3 separate regions of the Homo sapiens genome follow, and regions 2 and 3 are each linked to region 1. The links are chromatin contacts, found by Hi-C or POLR2A ChIA-PET in ENCODE. All regions are on one chromosome and are shown on one strand. The core of a region is the stretch at or near the end of the contact, and the rest is flanking DNA. Distances in the headings are between cores, read along the strand shown.

What was found. A loop is a pair of places that touch in the nucleus more often than their neighbours do. ChIA-PET counts read pairs that join two places held with the same protein, here RNA polymerase II (POLR2A). Pooled maps may share reads with other maps.
Region 2: a loop to region 1 is called in a pooled map, with 4 times the contacts of the local background. The contact joins the enhancer-like site here to the promoter of SNRPB in region 1. A Hi-C loop is called at or near these places in 6 of 37 single-sample maps with no recorded cell type and 16 of 50 pooled maps. POLR2A ChIA-PET finds 5 or more read pairs at or near these places in 3 of 52 experiments (CD4-positive, alpha-beta T cell, activated B cell and activated naive CD8-positive, alpha-beta T cell).
Region 3: a loop to region 1 is called in a map of CD4-positive, alpha-beta memory T cell, with 11 times the contacts of the local background. The contact joins the enhancer-like site here to the promoter of SNRPB in region 1. A Hi-C loop is called at or near these places in 2 of 168 maps with a recorded cell type or tissue (CD4-positive, alpha-beta memory T cell and naive thymus-derived CD4-positive, alpha-beta T cell) and 7 of 50 pooled maps. POLR2A ChIA-PET finds 5 or more read pairs at or near these places in 1 of 52 experiments (naive thymus-derived CD8-positive, alpha-beta T cell).

What each region holds. Positions count from the first base shown.
Region 1 is chr20:2,468,622-2,473,406 of GRCh38, forward strand. SNRPB (small nuclear ribonucleoprotein polypeptides B and B1) reads right to left here and starts at 2,168. Exons shown (of 7, transcript NM_003091.4): 1 at 2,067-2,168. The coding sequence starts at 2,069. RefSeq lists enhancers at 1,788-1,907, 2,068-2,117, 2,128-2,177.
Region 2 is chr20:2,850,152-2,854,936 of GRCh38, forward strand. The region is part of intron 1 of VPS16 (VPS16 core subunit of CORVET and HOPS complexes); the gene reads left to right. Among named protein-coding and RNA genes, the nearest start is that of VPS16, 12 kb to the left of the region's middle. Within about 2 kb of position 1,945, at least 5 of the 41 ENCODE cell types and tissues checked have a DNase peak (open chromatin) inside an H3K27ac peak, as active enhancers do; they include CD4-positive, alpha-beta T cell, where a contact is called at or near this core.
Region 3 is chr20:2,748,764-2,753,548 of GRCh38, forward strand. EBF4 (EBF family member 4) reads left to right here. Exons shown (of 17, transcript NM_001395167.1): 8 at 638-755; 9 at 857-990; 10 at 1,084-1,210; 11 at 2,937-3,025; 12 at 3,159-3,224; 13 at 3,323-3,500; 14 at 3,594-3,782. Among named protein-coding and RNA genes, the nearest start is that of CPXM1, 49 kb to the right of the region's middle. RefSeq lists silencers at 1,544-1,683, 3,462-3,641 and enhancers at 1,620-2,300, 2,369-2,880. Within about 2 kb of position 2,735, at least 8 of the 41 ENCODE cell types and tissues checked have a DNase peak (open chromatin) inside an H3K27ac peak, as active enhancers do.

The sequences.
Region 1 (4,785 bases), core at 918-3,417:
CAGATCAAAACCTTGACTCCATGGCCGGGCTCAGTGGCTCACTCCTGCAATCCCGGCATTTTGGGAGGCCGAGGTGGGCAGAACACCTTAGGTCAGGAGTTCAAGACCAGCCTGGCTAACATGGCGAAGCCCCGTCTCTACTAAAATTACAAAAATTAGCCACACGTGGTGGCAGGTGCCTGTAATCCCAGCTACTCGGGAGACTGAGATGGGAGAATCGCTTGAACCTGGGAGGTGGAGGCTGCAGTGAACTGAGATCATGCCACTGCACTCCAGCCTGGGTGACAGGGAAAGACTCCATCTCAAAAAAACAAAAACAAAACTTGACTCCACACAAAGATACTGCGAGCCTCCCTCAGGTTAGGTGGTTCAGTTTCCATTCAATGACCATTTTAACCAGCTTCTAACCACAAGGGATCTGAACCTTTAGGGCAACATTCACTGGTCCAGCTCAACTAATGTTTACTGGGTGCTCACTGTGTATCTGGCACTGTGATAAGCACAGTACATCTCATTTAATCCCCAAAATTGGGCCCATTATTATCCCTATTTTACAGATGAGGTCACTGAGGCTAGGAGAGGTTAAGTAACTTGCCCAGTTTCACAGCTGGGAAGCTGTGTTGGAACCTAGACAAAATGAATCCAGCGCCTATTCTAACCAGTTATCCAAACAATATCCTACCAGGTTTCCCTGCTTCCAGTCCCATCGAATATACATGCCAGAGCTAGAGCAATCTTTCTAAACACCACTAAGCTTATGTCATTTTGCTGGTTAAAATCCTTCAGTGGGCAGGGTGTGGTGGCTCACGGCTGTAATCCCAGCACTTTGGGAGGCCAAGGTGGGTGGATTAACTGAGGTCAGGAGTTCGAGACCAGTCTGGCCAACATGGTGAAACCCCGTCTCTACTAAAAATACAAAAAATTAGCCAAGTGTGGTGGCGGGTACCTACAATCCCAGCTACTTGGGAGGCTGAGGCAGGAGAATCGCTTGAACCCGGGAGGTGGAGTTTGCAGTGAACCCTGATCGATCCACCGCACTCCAGCCTGGGCAACAAAAGCAAAACTCCGTCTCAAAAAAATAAAAATAAATTAAATTAAATCCTTCAATGACATGCCTCACCACCACTGAGGTAAAATTAACATGCAAGGCCTTTAGTAACTAGCCTCCTGCCAATTCTTCCCGTCTTCCCTTCTTTCTTCCTTTCTCCTCCAGCAACTTTTTCTCAGTCAACAAACGCAGAAAAATCCAGTAACTTTTTAAATCTTGTTACCCTTCAGCCTTTGTTCCTTCAGTTCTCCGGGTCTGTAATATTCCCCCCATTTTCGCCGGGAACATTCTTGCTAATCTTTTAGGAATCTGCTCAGGAACCATCTATTTGAGAAAACATTCTTACCCCGCCCCGCTGCCGTTACTTTTACCGAATGACCACACTGAATTATATTATGTGTCCCCAGCTACCTCTGTGAAGGAAGCAAACATATTTCAGAGAGTAGCCCCAGCGCCTGAGAAGTCAGGCACAGGCAAACACGGAAACGTGATGAGCAACTGAGTGGAGCTCTTCCTCCATTCGCCATCACCCTCCTCCGCCCTCCTCTCCATCCAGCAGACCTAGCGAGACTCTAGCGTGGTCCACGAGCCCCTTCCACCCACTTCCGCCAACTCTTTCTCAGACTCACAAACTTCCGCAAGTCTGAGCCTTTTACCGGGTCCCCCTGCGGCTCCAGTGCCTGCTCCGAAGCCCGGGACATATATTTATTCGGCAAAAGTTAACTTAGTGCCTACTGGGTCCCAGGAATTATGGCTACAGCGGTGTCGAGAGCCGCGGTTCTACCCTCGCCCCTGCCGAGCGACCTCGGCCTCCGACACCGGTTCCAACCTTTTCCTCGACCCCATGCCTAGCCGAACCGCCAAGGTCCTGGTCTTTCCCGCCCAGACCGAGCGGCCTCGGCCCAGGCCTTCACCGCCCTAAGTGGCTCCAACCCACGGCTTCCTCCCCGATCAGTCGCGGTTCCCACTCCACAACAGACTCGGAAGCTCCCGCGCCGCCAGCCTGTGCCCTCCTTACCATGGTGGCGGTTCTGATGGCTCTGATACCCGCCGGATTCGCCTCCTCAGAGGCCTAGCCTCTCTCCCACAGCCGATTTCCCGCCGCCGCTACCGGAAATGCAGCACCACGTAAAATGCGGTCGGGTAGAAACCTACTTCCGGTCCAGCTCACTAGCCCTGGAGTTCCGGCCCCGGAGCGGAGCTTCTGCCGAGCAGAGGCGGGGCCTGGGGACTGGGCGTTAACATCCGGCTTTGACGTAAGGAGAGCCTTAAGTTCCTGTTTGGACACCTTCCTAGCTTAAATCCGTACTGAGAGCTGCTCTGTGTCACACTCATTTCTCTTCACCCCGCCTTTCCCATTAACCTCTCGGTCCTCATTTCCCATCACCCTCCCCGGCTCTCTCCTCTACAGTCACTATTCTTGCTTTTCCCTCCACTGGCTGGACGTGCTCCTTTTTCAGCCCCTCTGCATTTGCTTTCGCCTCTGCCTGGAATGGTAGTCCCCAAGGTATACCAGAAGGCTGCTGCCCTCACCTCTTTCAAGGTTTAAGCTTAAATAACATTTTCCCAGTGAGGATTTCCCTAGCCATCCTGTAACCTTCCCACCCACCTCATCCTCATCTCTCCTGTATTTCCCTCTTGCTATCTAACACGCTGTATATTTTTGTTAGTTATTTTATTATCCCCTCCCCATTAGAATGTAAGATCCATAAGGGTGTGAATTTTTCTCTTTGTGTATTACTCATTGCTGTAGTGCCTAGAACACTTTAGCACAAAATAAGGGCTCTACCCATATTTGCTGATAATCGCATCCAGTCGTATGACATTTATTTTTTTTCTATGACTTTTTTTTTTCTTTTGAGACAGAGTCTCAGTCTGTCACCAAGGCTGGAGTGCAGTGGCACAATCTCGGCTCACTGCAACCTCTGCCTCCCCGGTTCAAGCGATTCTCCTGCCTCAGCCTCCCGAGTAGCTGGGAATACAGGCCTGTGCCACCACACTCGGCTAATTTTTGTATTTTTAGTAGAGACGGGGTTTTGCCATGTTGGCCAGGCTGGTCTCGAACTCCTGACCTCAACTCCTGGTCTCGAACTCCTGATCCACCCACTTTGGCCTCCCAAAGTGCTGGAATTACAGGCGTGAACCATCACACTGGGCCCTTCCTATGACTTTTAAATACAGCATATACACCCAAGGCTTTCAAGTTTGTTCCTCTAACCTTGGTCTCTTCATTTAACTCTTGGCCCTTTATATCCAGCTGCCAGCGTGATGTGAATGTCTAATAGGTATACCAAATTTAACATGTTGAAAACTGAATTCTTGATTCTATTCACTGTTTCTAAAACCACTTCACCAGTGTTCCCCATCCCCGAAGTTTCTTGGATTAAAAAAGAAAAAAAAGAAAATGACAAATTTGAAGCATATTTCATTCTTCTCTTTCTCTGCCATCGAATAATCAAATTCATCAGCAAATCCTGTGGCCCCCACCTTCAAATTATCTTGAATATGATTGTTGTCACCCACTCCATTGCGTCCACTCTAGTCATAGCCACCATCGTCTCTGTCTTGGATCATTGAACGAGCCCGTAACTTGTCTCTTTGCTTCCTTTCTTGTTCTCACGGCAGCCAGAGGGATCCTTCTAAACGTACTGGGATATCAGATGATGTCATGTCCTGGTCTCCACTTACCAAAAACTTCCCAGCACACATGGAATAAAATCTAGCTCTGCGCTCCTCTCCAACCTCATTCATCTCCGTCAACATTGCCCTCATTCATCCTTCTCCAGTCACACTAATCTCCTTGCTGTTCCTCAAACCCAGCAAGGAGAGCTTCCACCTTGGTGCTTTGCCATCTTCACACCATCTCTAAAGGGTGTGTTCTGTTGTCCCGTTTCCTGTCACCTGTAGATGAAGAGGCGAAGCCTCATAGAAATGAATTATGTTGCCCAAAGTGGCGGAGTCAGAGTGGGAATATAGGTCCGTCTGGCTCCTCAGCTGTTCATTTGCCCCCACCTTACCCAGCTGCCTAACACTTCATTCATGCATGCATTTAAAATCATTTTTATTTAGCATCTACTAAGGCCATGCACCATTATTGGGATAGAGTCCTTTCCCTCACGGAGCTTTACATCCTACTGAGAAAGACATAGTAAACCAAATAAATAAGTATGCAATGTAACATTAGAGTGATATGAAAAAAATAAATAAAGGCAGAGGAACTGAGAGGGATAGGGTACAGTTTTGGCTAGGTGGTCAGGGGAAACTTCTCTGAGGAGTGGTATGTGAGCAGAGACCTGAACCTACACTCAGGTCTATCAGAAGGATGAATATTATGAAGGACATTCTAGAAAATGTATATAAAGGGAATCATATAATAATACGTGGTCTTTTGTGACTACCTTCTTTCACTTAGCACAATGTTTTTAAGGCTCATCCATGTCATGACACGTATCAATACTCCATTCCTTTTTATGGCCAAATAACATTCCATTGTATGGATGTACAGTAGTCCCCCCATATCCATCTTTCACTTTCTGTGGTTTCAGTTACCCACAATCAACTGCAGTATAAAAATAGGTGAGTACAGTACAAGATATTTTGAGACCACATTCATATAACTTTTATTACAGTATATTTTTATAACTGTTCTATTAGTATTGTTAATCTCTTACTGTACCTAATTTATAAATTAAACTTTATCATAGCTATGTATGTATAAGAGAAAATAGTATATATAG
Region 2 (4,785 bases), core at 695-3,194, 380 kb after region 1:
TCTCTAATAAAAATACAAAAAATTAGCCAGGCGTGGTGGCAGGCGCCTGTAATCCCCAGCTACTTGGGAGGATGAGGCAGGAGAACTCCTTGAACCTTGGAGGCAGAGGTTGCAGTGAGCCCAGATCGTGCCACTGCACTCCAGCCTGGGCAACAAGAGCGAAACTCTGTCTCAAAAAACAAAACAAAACAAAAAGGCCGGATGCAGTGGCTCATGCCTGTAATCCCAGCACTTTGAGAGGCCGAGGTGAGCAGATCATGAGGTCAAGAAATCGAGACTATCTGGCCAACGTGGTGAAACCCCATCTCTGATAAAAATACAAAAATTATCTGGGTGTGGTGGTGTGCACCTGTAGTTCCAGCTACTTGGGAGGCTGAGGCAGGAGAATCGCTTGAACCTGGGAGGTGGAGGTTGCAGTTAGCCGAGATTTTGCCACTGCACTCCAGCCTGGCAACAGAGTGAGACGCCATCTCCAAAGAAAAGAAAAAGAAAAAGAAAAAAATTATTTAACTGTGATAAAGGAGTATATGATATGGTTGGACATGGTAGCTCACGCCTGTAATCCCAATACTTTGGGAGGCCGTGGCAGGCAGATCACACAAGCCCAGGAGTTTGAGACCAGCCTGGGCAACATGGTGAAACCCCATCTCTACAAAAAAAAAACAAAAAAAACAGCTGGGCATGGTGGTGCACACTTGTAGTCCCAGCTACTCAGGAGGCTGAGGTGGGAGAGTCACCTGAGCCCTGGGAGGTCATGGCTACAGTGAGCCAATCACACCACTGCACTGTAGCTGGGCGATAGAGTAAGACTGTCAAAAAAAAAAAAAAAAAAGAAAAAGAATATGAGATATAAGAAAATTTTATGATAGCCTGGGGCCAAGGAAGAGTACCCAAGGAATGACAAACTTGGAAGAGGGAGCCTGTCTTCAGGCTAGGGTTCAGACCTCGTTGGAAAAATACAGTTGCAGCCCACTGGATGGCAGAGAAGTTGGTTTGCCCAGGTTGGAGCTGGTCTATAATATCAGACAAGCAAGAAGCAACCCTCTGAGGCCACAAGGGATGTAAAGACGTAGGCAAGCTGCAACTCTCAGCCTGGGGTGTTAGGTGGACGGTGTGAATGGGAGTGCTGGTGCAGGCAGGAGGCCTGCAACACACAGTGTCAATATGGCAAGGTAGGCCGGGCATGGTGGCTCACGCCTGTAATCCTAACACTTTGGGAGGCCGAGGTGGGCAGATCACCTGAGGTTGGGGGTTCGAGATCAGCCTGACCAACGTGGAGAAACCCCGTCTCTACTAACGATACCAGTTTGAGACCAGCCTGGCCAACATGGTGAAACCCCATCTCTACTAAAACTACAAAATTAGCTGGGCATGGTGGTGCGTGCCTGTAATCCCAGCTACTTGGGAGGCTGAGGCAGGAGAATTGCTGGAACCTGGGAGGCAGAGGTTGCAGTGAGCCGGTATTGCTCCATTGCACTCCAGCCTGGGCAACAAGAGCAAAACTCCGTCTCAAAAAAAAAAAACAAAAAACACACAGGCTGGGCGAGGTGGCTCACACCTGTAATCCCAACACTTTGGGAAGCCGAGGCAGGCAGATCACAAGGTCAGGAGATCGAGACCATCCTGGCTAACACGGTGAAACCCCGTCTCTACTAAAAATACAAAAAAAATTAGCTGGGCGTGATGGCAGGCTCCTGTAGTCTCAGCTACTCAGGAGGCTGAGGTAGGAGGATGGCGTGAAGTCGGGAGGCGGAGCTTGCAGGAGCCGAGATCGTGCCACTGTACTCCAGCCTGGGCGACAGAGCGAGACGCTGTCTCAAAAAACCTGTGGCTGGGCATACAGGTGTGCAGAGGACATTGGTGGAAACACTAGTGCACAGGCAGGATGCAGCCAGTGGCCAGGCATCTTGGTATAGAGAGGAAGTGGGGACCTGGTGTGGGCAGGAAGCCTGGAGTGCAGCGTCTGTCCAGACAGCTTGAGAAGGTGATCCGGAAAGTGCTGCGATGTTGCTGAGGGACCATGCTTTGCGGATGTGTGGCTGGGGCGGAGCAGTACTAGATATTCTCACACCCTGACTGCTGGCTGACCACCAACCCTGGAAGCACAGGAGGGCCCCTTCCTAGTGCAGTGTCCTTCCAGCGCCCTCTGCTGAGAAAGCTTAACATGCTCACTATAAAGGAGAAATGTTTAAAGGAATGCTGACCATTACCACAGAACATGGGTTAAAGGGTGAATTTGGAGCTGAGAGGCAATGCGTTGATAACTGGCATGCTAGATTTGTATGAATATCTATTTTCCTATCAGATGTTTTTTCACCCAATGATTTTAGTTATAGAATGTCAAAAGAAATGCATATGGGTTGTAAATTCAAATAATGCCAAAGTATATACAGACATGCTTTGGAGATATTATGGGTTCAGTTCCAGACTACAACAATATAATGAATATTGCAAAACACGTCACATGAATTTTTTTGGTTTCCCAGTCCATATAAAAGTTTTATGTTTACAGTATACTGTAGTATATTAGGTGTGCAATAGCATTATGTCTAAACAAAAGTACGTAACTTAAAAATACTTTATTGCTAAAATATGCTAGTGATTATCAGAGTCTTAAGCAACGTGTAGTATTTGTGCTGGTGGAGGGTCTTGCCTCAGTGATGATGACTACTAATTAATCTGAGTTGTGGTTGCTGAAGGTTAGGGTGGCTATCATAATTTCTTAAAACAACAATGAAGTTGCCACAACAGTGGGCTCTTCCTTTCATGAAAGATTTCTCAGTAGCATGCAATGCTGTCTGATAGCATTTTATCCAAAATAGAACTTTCAAAATTGGAGTTAATCCTTTCAAACCACGCCGCTGCTTTATTAACTAAGTATATGTAATACTCCGAATCCTTTGTTGTCATTTCAACAGTGTTCACAATAGTAGATGCCATCTCAAGAAACCACTTTCAGCCGGGCATGGTGGCTCACACTTGTAGTCCCAGCACTTTAGGAGGCCAAGGTGGGCAGAGCACTTGAGGCCAGGAGTTCAAAACCAGCCTGGCCAACATGGTGAAACCGTGTCTCTACTAAAAATACAAAAATTAGCTGGGTGTGGTGCTGGGTGCCTGTAATCCCAGCTACAGGAAGCCTAGGCAGGAGAATTGCTTGAACCTGGGAAGCAGACGTTGCAGTGAGCCGAGATCGTGCCACTGCACTCCAGCCTGGGTGACAGAGCAAGACTCTGTCTCAAAACAAACAAACAACAACAAAAAAAAAAAACCCACTTTCTTTGCTCATCCATAAGAAGCAAATCCTTATTTGTTCAAGTGCTGAGATTGAAGCAATTCAGTCACATCTTCAGGCCTCACTTCTAATTCTGATTCTCTTGCTATTTCCACTGCATCTGCAGAGACTCCTACTGAAGTCTTGAACCCCTCAAAGTCATCCATGAGGATTGGAATCAACTTCTTCCAAACTCCTGTTAATTTTGATATTTTGACCTCCTCTCATGAATCATAAGAGTATTTTATTTTTATTTTTTTTATTTTTTGGGACGAAGTCTCATTCTGTCACCCAGGCTGGAGTGCAGTGGCATGATCTCGGCTCACTGCAACCTCCGTCTCCCGGGTTCAAGCGATTCTCCTGCCTCAGCTTACTGATTAGCTGGGATTACAGGCACCCGCCACCACACCTGGCTAATTTTTATATTTTTAGTAGAGACAGGGTTTCACCGTGTTGGCCAGGCTGGTCTTGAACTCCTGACCTCAGGCGATCTGCCTGCCTCAGCCTCCCAAAATGCAGGGATTACAGGTGTGAGCCACCGTGCCCAGCCATGAATCATAAGTGTTCTTAATGGCATCTACAATGGTGACTCCTTTCCAGCTGAGATTGCACCACTGAAAACCTTTCCAGGCTTTCAGTTTTGTCCAGATCCATCAGAGAAATTACTAGCTATGGCAGCTATAGCCTTATAAAATGTATTTCTAGGCCAAGCATGGTCGTGCACACCTGTAAGACCAGCACTTTGGGAGGCCAAGGTATAAGAATCACTTGAGGCCAGGATTTCAAGACCAGCCTGGCAACAGAGACCCCGTCTCTACACACACACACACACACACACACACAAATTTTTTAGCCAAGTGCACTAGCATGCGCCAGTAGTCCCAGCTACTCAGGAGGCTGAGGTTGGAGCATCACTTGAGTCCAGGAGTTTGAGGCTTCAAGGCTACAGTGAGCCATGATCACATCACTGCACTCCATCCTGGGCAACAGAGCAAGACAATGTCTTTCTAAAAACAAAACAAAACAAAACAAAAAAAACGAGAGAGAGAAAGAAAAAAATGTATTTCTTATATAAGACTTGAAAATTGAGGCCGGGCGTGGTGGCTCACATCTGTAATCCCAACACTTTGGGAGGCTGAGGCAGGCGAATCACTTGAGGTCAGGAGTTCGAGACCAGCCTGGCCAACACGGTGAAACCCTGTCTCTACTAAAGAAATAGAAAAATTAGCTGGGCATGGTGGTGCATGCCTGTAGTCCCAGCTACTCAGGAGGCCGAGGCAGGATAATTGCTTGAACCCGGGAGGTGGAGGTTGCGTTGAGCTGAGATTGCACCATTGCACTCCAGCCTGGGCAACAGAGTGAGACTCCATCTCAAAAAAAAAAAAGAAAGAAAGAAAAAGAAAATTGAAATCACTCTTTCCTTGATCCATGAGCTGCACAATGGATGTTGTGTTAGAAGGCATAAAGACAACATTAATCTCCTTGTACATCTCCATCAGAGTTTTTGGGGGACC
Region 3 (4,785 bases), core at 1,485-3,984, 280 kb after region 1:
CTCCCCAGCCTGGTTGGTGCCTGCTGGGGGTGGGGCAGCTCCTTCTCAACTTGTGCTGGCTGCCAAGGGAGGCTTCATTAGAGTCCCACTTAAGAAGATGCTAATTGTGACATTTTTACATGATTAACGACCCAGGCAATTTGCATAGCGTGAAGCGGAGAGCAGCTGCCCTTAGCACATCCCCAAGCTGCACACCCCTCTCAGTGCAGGGCGGGGGAAGAAGGCAGCCCCAGTTTTCTCCCCAGAATAGGGCAGGGGCTCCTGCTGCTGAGTTCTCCGGCTGATGCTGCCCACCTCCACTTGCCTAAGACCCCATTCCTGGCTTGGAGGTCCGTGGATACAACCCAGCATTCTGTGTATGCAAAAACAGTAGCCATTCTTTGCCTAAGGAGCCAGTTTTTTCAGGGGTCTTTATTTTTGTAGCGCCTGGGGAGTCAGTTCATCTGGGGGTATCACCTGATCCAGCTGGCCCCCTTCCACCAGCTCAGACACTGCAGGATTGAAGCCCTCCTCCTCCCACCAGTGACCCTAAATTCCAGCATCCAACCACCAGCCTCAAGGTGCTGGTTCCCCACCACATTCCCCTCCCGGGAGCCCCCGAGGGCCCCAGCCAGGCTGGCCTCGGCTCTCCCCGCAGGTGGTGGTGTCCACGACGGTGAGCGTGGACGGACACGTGCTGGCCGTGTCCGACAACATGTTTGTGCACAACAACTCCAAGCATGGCCGCAGGGCGCGCCGCCTGGACCCCTCCGAAGGTCAGGACCCCCGGCCCAGCCCCGGCCGCCGCGGGCCCAGCCAGCCCCCCAGGCCCCACCTCAGCGCGGTCCCCTGACCTGGGTCCTCTCCTGCCTCCCAGCTGCCACCCCCTGCATCAAGGCCATCAGCCCCGGGGAGGGCTGGACCACGGGCGGCGCCACCGTCATTGTCATCGGCGACAACTTCTTCGACGGGTTGCAGGTCGTGTTCGGAAACGTGCTCGTGTGGAGCGAGGTGGGCCAACCCCGCCAGTCTCCCTCTGGGCCTAGGGGCTGGGCCCTCCCCTCGCCGGTGCGGGACCTGCAGGCCTCCCCTCTCCCCTCGCAGCTCATCACGCCCCACGCCATCCGGGTGCAGACGCCCCCGCGGCACATCCCCGGGGTGGTGGAGGTGACCCTCTCCTACAAGTCCAAGCAGTTTTGCAAGGGATGCCCCGGCCGCTTTGTCTACACAGGTAAGGAGTCGGGCGGGGGAGTGGAGGTCTAAGGTGCGCGGAGGGAGCCCCACCCTGCGCACTGGTCTCCGTTCTTGGTGATAGGAGTTAGCCGAGCTCTACGCTGTGGCCACGACCCCTAGACGGCCCCGGGCCCCTTTAACCACCTATGCCTGTGATCGCTCCGCTCGCAGGACCGTCTTTCCCTGGCTCTGTGTGTTTCCCTCCCTGGCCTCTGGCTCCTTAGTCCCTTCCCCGGGGCAAAGTCCCCCCCACAACCAACATTCTTACTCCCTCAGCCATCTCACCTCCTGAACATTGTGTCTCCCGCCCGCACTCTCCAGGGTTTAGAGCCTCTCCAAAGGGATGTTTATTCCAAAGATGCCAATGGGGTCGCTGCTCCCCGAATCTTCTCTGGGTCTCTTGGTTCCCCCACGCTACCCCAGGCCTCACTCTGCATGTACACGCACACACACGTGCGTACATACACACCCCTTGCACGACGCCAGGGCGAGCAGTGAACACACGTGGAGAGGCAGTGTAGAACCCCCCAGCCTGGCTCTATTTGGCCGCTGGCCGAGTCTTCTCCATTTCCATCCTCCCGCCCCGCCCCAGCTGAGCCACCCACTTCTCCTCTCCACCCCACCGCAGTCCCCACCATCGCGCAGCCCCCCGCACCGATGCTCATCGAGCCCTTCGAGGGACACTCGGTAGTGACCCTACTTAGCCTCCCCGGAGCTCCAGTCTAACGCGGAAAGGCTGAGCAGAGAACCGCATGGGGTGGGTGGGGTCACGCGGTCAAGGGGCTGACAATCAAGGAAAACCTTTGGTAGGGAGTGCCTGCTGAGCCCGGCTCAACCGAAACCCGAGGGCTGAGTGGGGAGGTTGACCTGGGGAAGGAAGGGTGGTTGCAGAAGGAATGATAAGGACCGATCCCCAGAAGTGAGTGCTTTCTCTTTGCCGGGAAACTAAAGGAAATCCACTAAGTCAGGATCAGAGGTGAAGGTAGGGCTCTGAGACTGGTGGATTAGGTCGGGGCCAGGCTATCTGAAAAGGGCGGTGCGGGGATCAGGAAAAGGGGAAGGAGGAGGAGAAGGGCGTGGGGAGCTGGGTCAGACGCGCATACACACACACACCCCTTGCACAACGCCAGGGTAAGCAGTGAACACAACACACGTGGAGATGCAATGTAGAATCTGGCCGCTGGCCGGATCTTCTCTACTTCCATCCTCCCGCCCCAGCCCAAGCCACCCACTTCTCCAGTTGCTTCCCTGGGGTGCATGCAAACCTCTAGCCTTCAGATGCTGCAGAGAGTCCACTTGAGCCGTGATAAATGGAGATTGTTAAGTTTTTTCTTTTTTATAATAAACTCCTGATTTGACCAGATGAAAAGAGAAAACTCTCCATCGAGTCCTGCCCTTAGGACTATAACTCATATGTGTATACGGTTTCCCTTTTTTCTAATCACAAATGGGTGCATGTGTGTTCATACCAAGCGCCTAGGGCCGAGGACAGAGGCTGGCTCAGTAAATATTTGTTGAGTAAACAAACGAAAGAACTGAAACTTCCCTGAATCTCGCTGCCGGGGGTGCCTGGAGTTTTCCGGGGGACTTGGGCTGGGCCTGGTGGAGGGGGCTGCAGCGAGGCTCTCGGACTGGGCGCTGGCCTGCTTTTGGCGCCCTGCGTCTCACCCTGGGAGTGGGGGGCTGCGGGGGAGACGTCCTCCAAACGCCGCCCCCTTCCCCAGCTCTGAACGAGCCCACCATTGACTACGGATTCCAGAGGCTACAGAAAGTCATTCCCAGACACCCCGGAGACCCCGAGAGGCTGCCCAAGGTACTCAGAGGGGCGGGGCGGGGCGGGGCTGAGGGTGTCCTGTGGGCAAGGGGGTGAGGAGGGGCTCCCGAGGGCCCCTTGGTCGCCCCCAGGGGCTGCCCCTCCGTCCCGCTGTCTCTCCCCCTGTCCCCAGGAAGTGCTGCTGAAGCGGGCGGCCGACTTGGCAGAAGCCCTGTACGGAGTGCCCGGCAGTAACCAGGTATGGCGCCTCCGCCCTCCCAGCGCCGCCGGGACCGGGGCCCCCCAGCACGCGGCGCCCGCGGCTGCCCCGGCCGTGCCCCGCTCTTGTCTTCGCAGGAGCTGCTCCTGAAGCGCGCGGCGGACGTGGCCGAGGCTCTGTACAGCACCCCCCGCGCACCCGGGCCGCTCGCACCCCTGGCCCCGAGCCACCCACACCCCGCCGTCGTGGGCATCAACGCCTTCAGCAGCCCGCTGGCCATCGCCGTCGGGGACGCCACCCCGGGGCCCGAGCCGGGTGCGTGGGCCGCGCCTCCCCGCCGTCCTCGGGCGCCGCCACCGCCCCTCCCCGGCCGGCACCGCCCCCTGACGGCCGCGCTCTCTCTCGCAGGCTACGCGCGCAGCTGCAGCAGCGCGTCCCCCCGCGGGTTCGCGCCCAGCCCCGGCTCGCAGCAGAGCGGCTACGGCGGCGGCCTCGGAGCTGGCCTGGGCGGCTACGGCGCGCCGGGCGTGGCCGGCCTCGGCGTGCCTGGGTCCCCCAGCTTCCTCAATGGCTCCACCGCCACCTCGCCCTTCGCCAGTGAGTGTCCCCCGCCCGCGAGGGAAGGTCTGGGGCCGGGGAGCGGAACGGGACTCAGCCCCGCCCCCGCCCATCCCGGAGAGGTTGGGGCGCCGGCGCCGTGAGAGTCGACCCTGGCTCAGCCCTCGGGGTCAGGCCCACCGTCCCCGCCTGGGACCTCCCCTGCCGCAGAACCTCAACCCCACCCCTAGGCTGCACATCCCGGGGTCCTGGGGCCAGAGTACTCCGTGCACTTTTAGCCTTCTTTGCCGGTCCGTTATGCACATCGCTTCTAGGCCTCCGGTCCCCCTGAAGTGGGCTCTAATGGGTGGCGGGCGTCCATCTGAAACCTGGGACACCGCCCCCTTCCCATCTCGCGCCCGGACTTGGGGAGGAGGCTGGCGCCGCCTGCCGGAAGCCTAAGGAAACTCAGGGCTCGAGGGAAGCCGGCTTCCAGCCGCCCCCCAGCTCCCAGGACTCCAGAGGCCAGGTGGGCGTGGGGAGGATGTGGTCCCCGCGATGTCGTCCGGCAGAGCGAGCGAGTTCTGTGTGATCAGACAGAATTTGAGTTTCAGTGTCCAAATCAGGAGCTGCCGGGCATTCAGCAAGTTACTTATTTGAACTTGTTTCCTCGCAGTCAAATAGGGTCAATTCCACCCCCTGCTTAAGGTTGATCTCGGATCTGAATGTGCCACTGTGCCTAAAGGGCCAGTGTGTGATTTCGGAGTCCCAGCCCTGACTGTGGGCGCTGACCACATCCCATCTGGCTTCTTAGAGTGGGGAGCTCAGAGCTGGGTGGACAGGCAATGTCTGCATGTCATGAGTGAGTGACCTTCCGAACGGCTTTGATGCCTTGTCATTTTACACTGCCCTCAAGACTCTTCCATCATCAAGTTCCAGATCAGCATGTTCACAGCTCTTTTTAGCTTAGCTATTCAGCAGGCATTTATAAAGCGCCCACTGTATGCAAAGCCCAGGGCTTGGGGGATCCCCCCACTCCTGTCACCTGCAAGAAGCCTCCCTA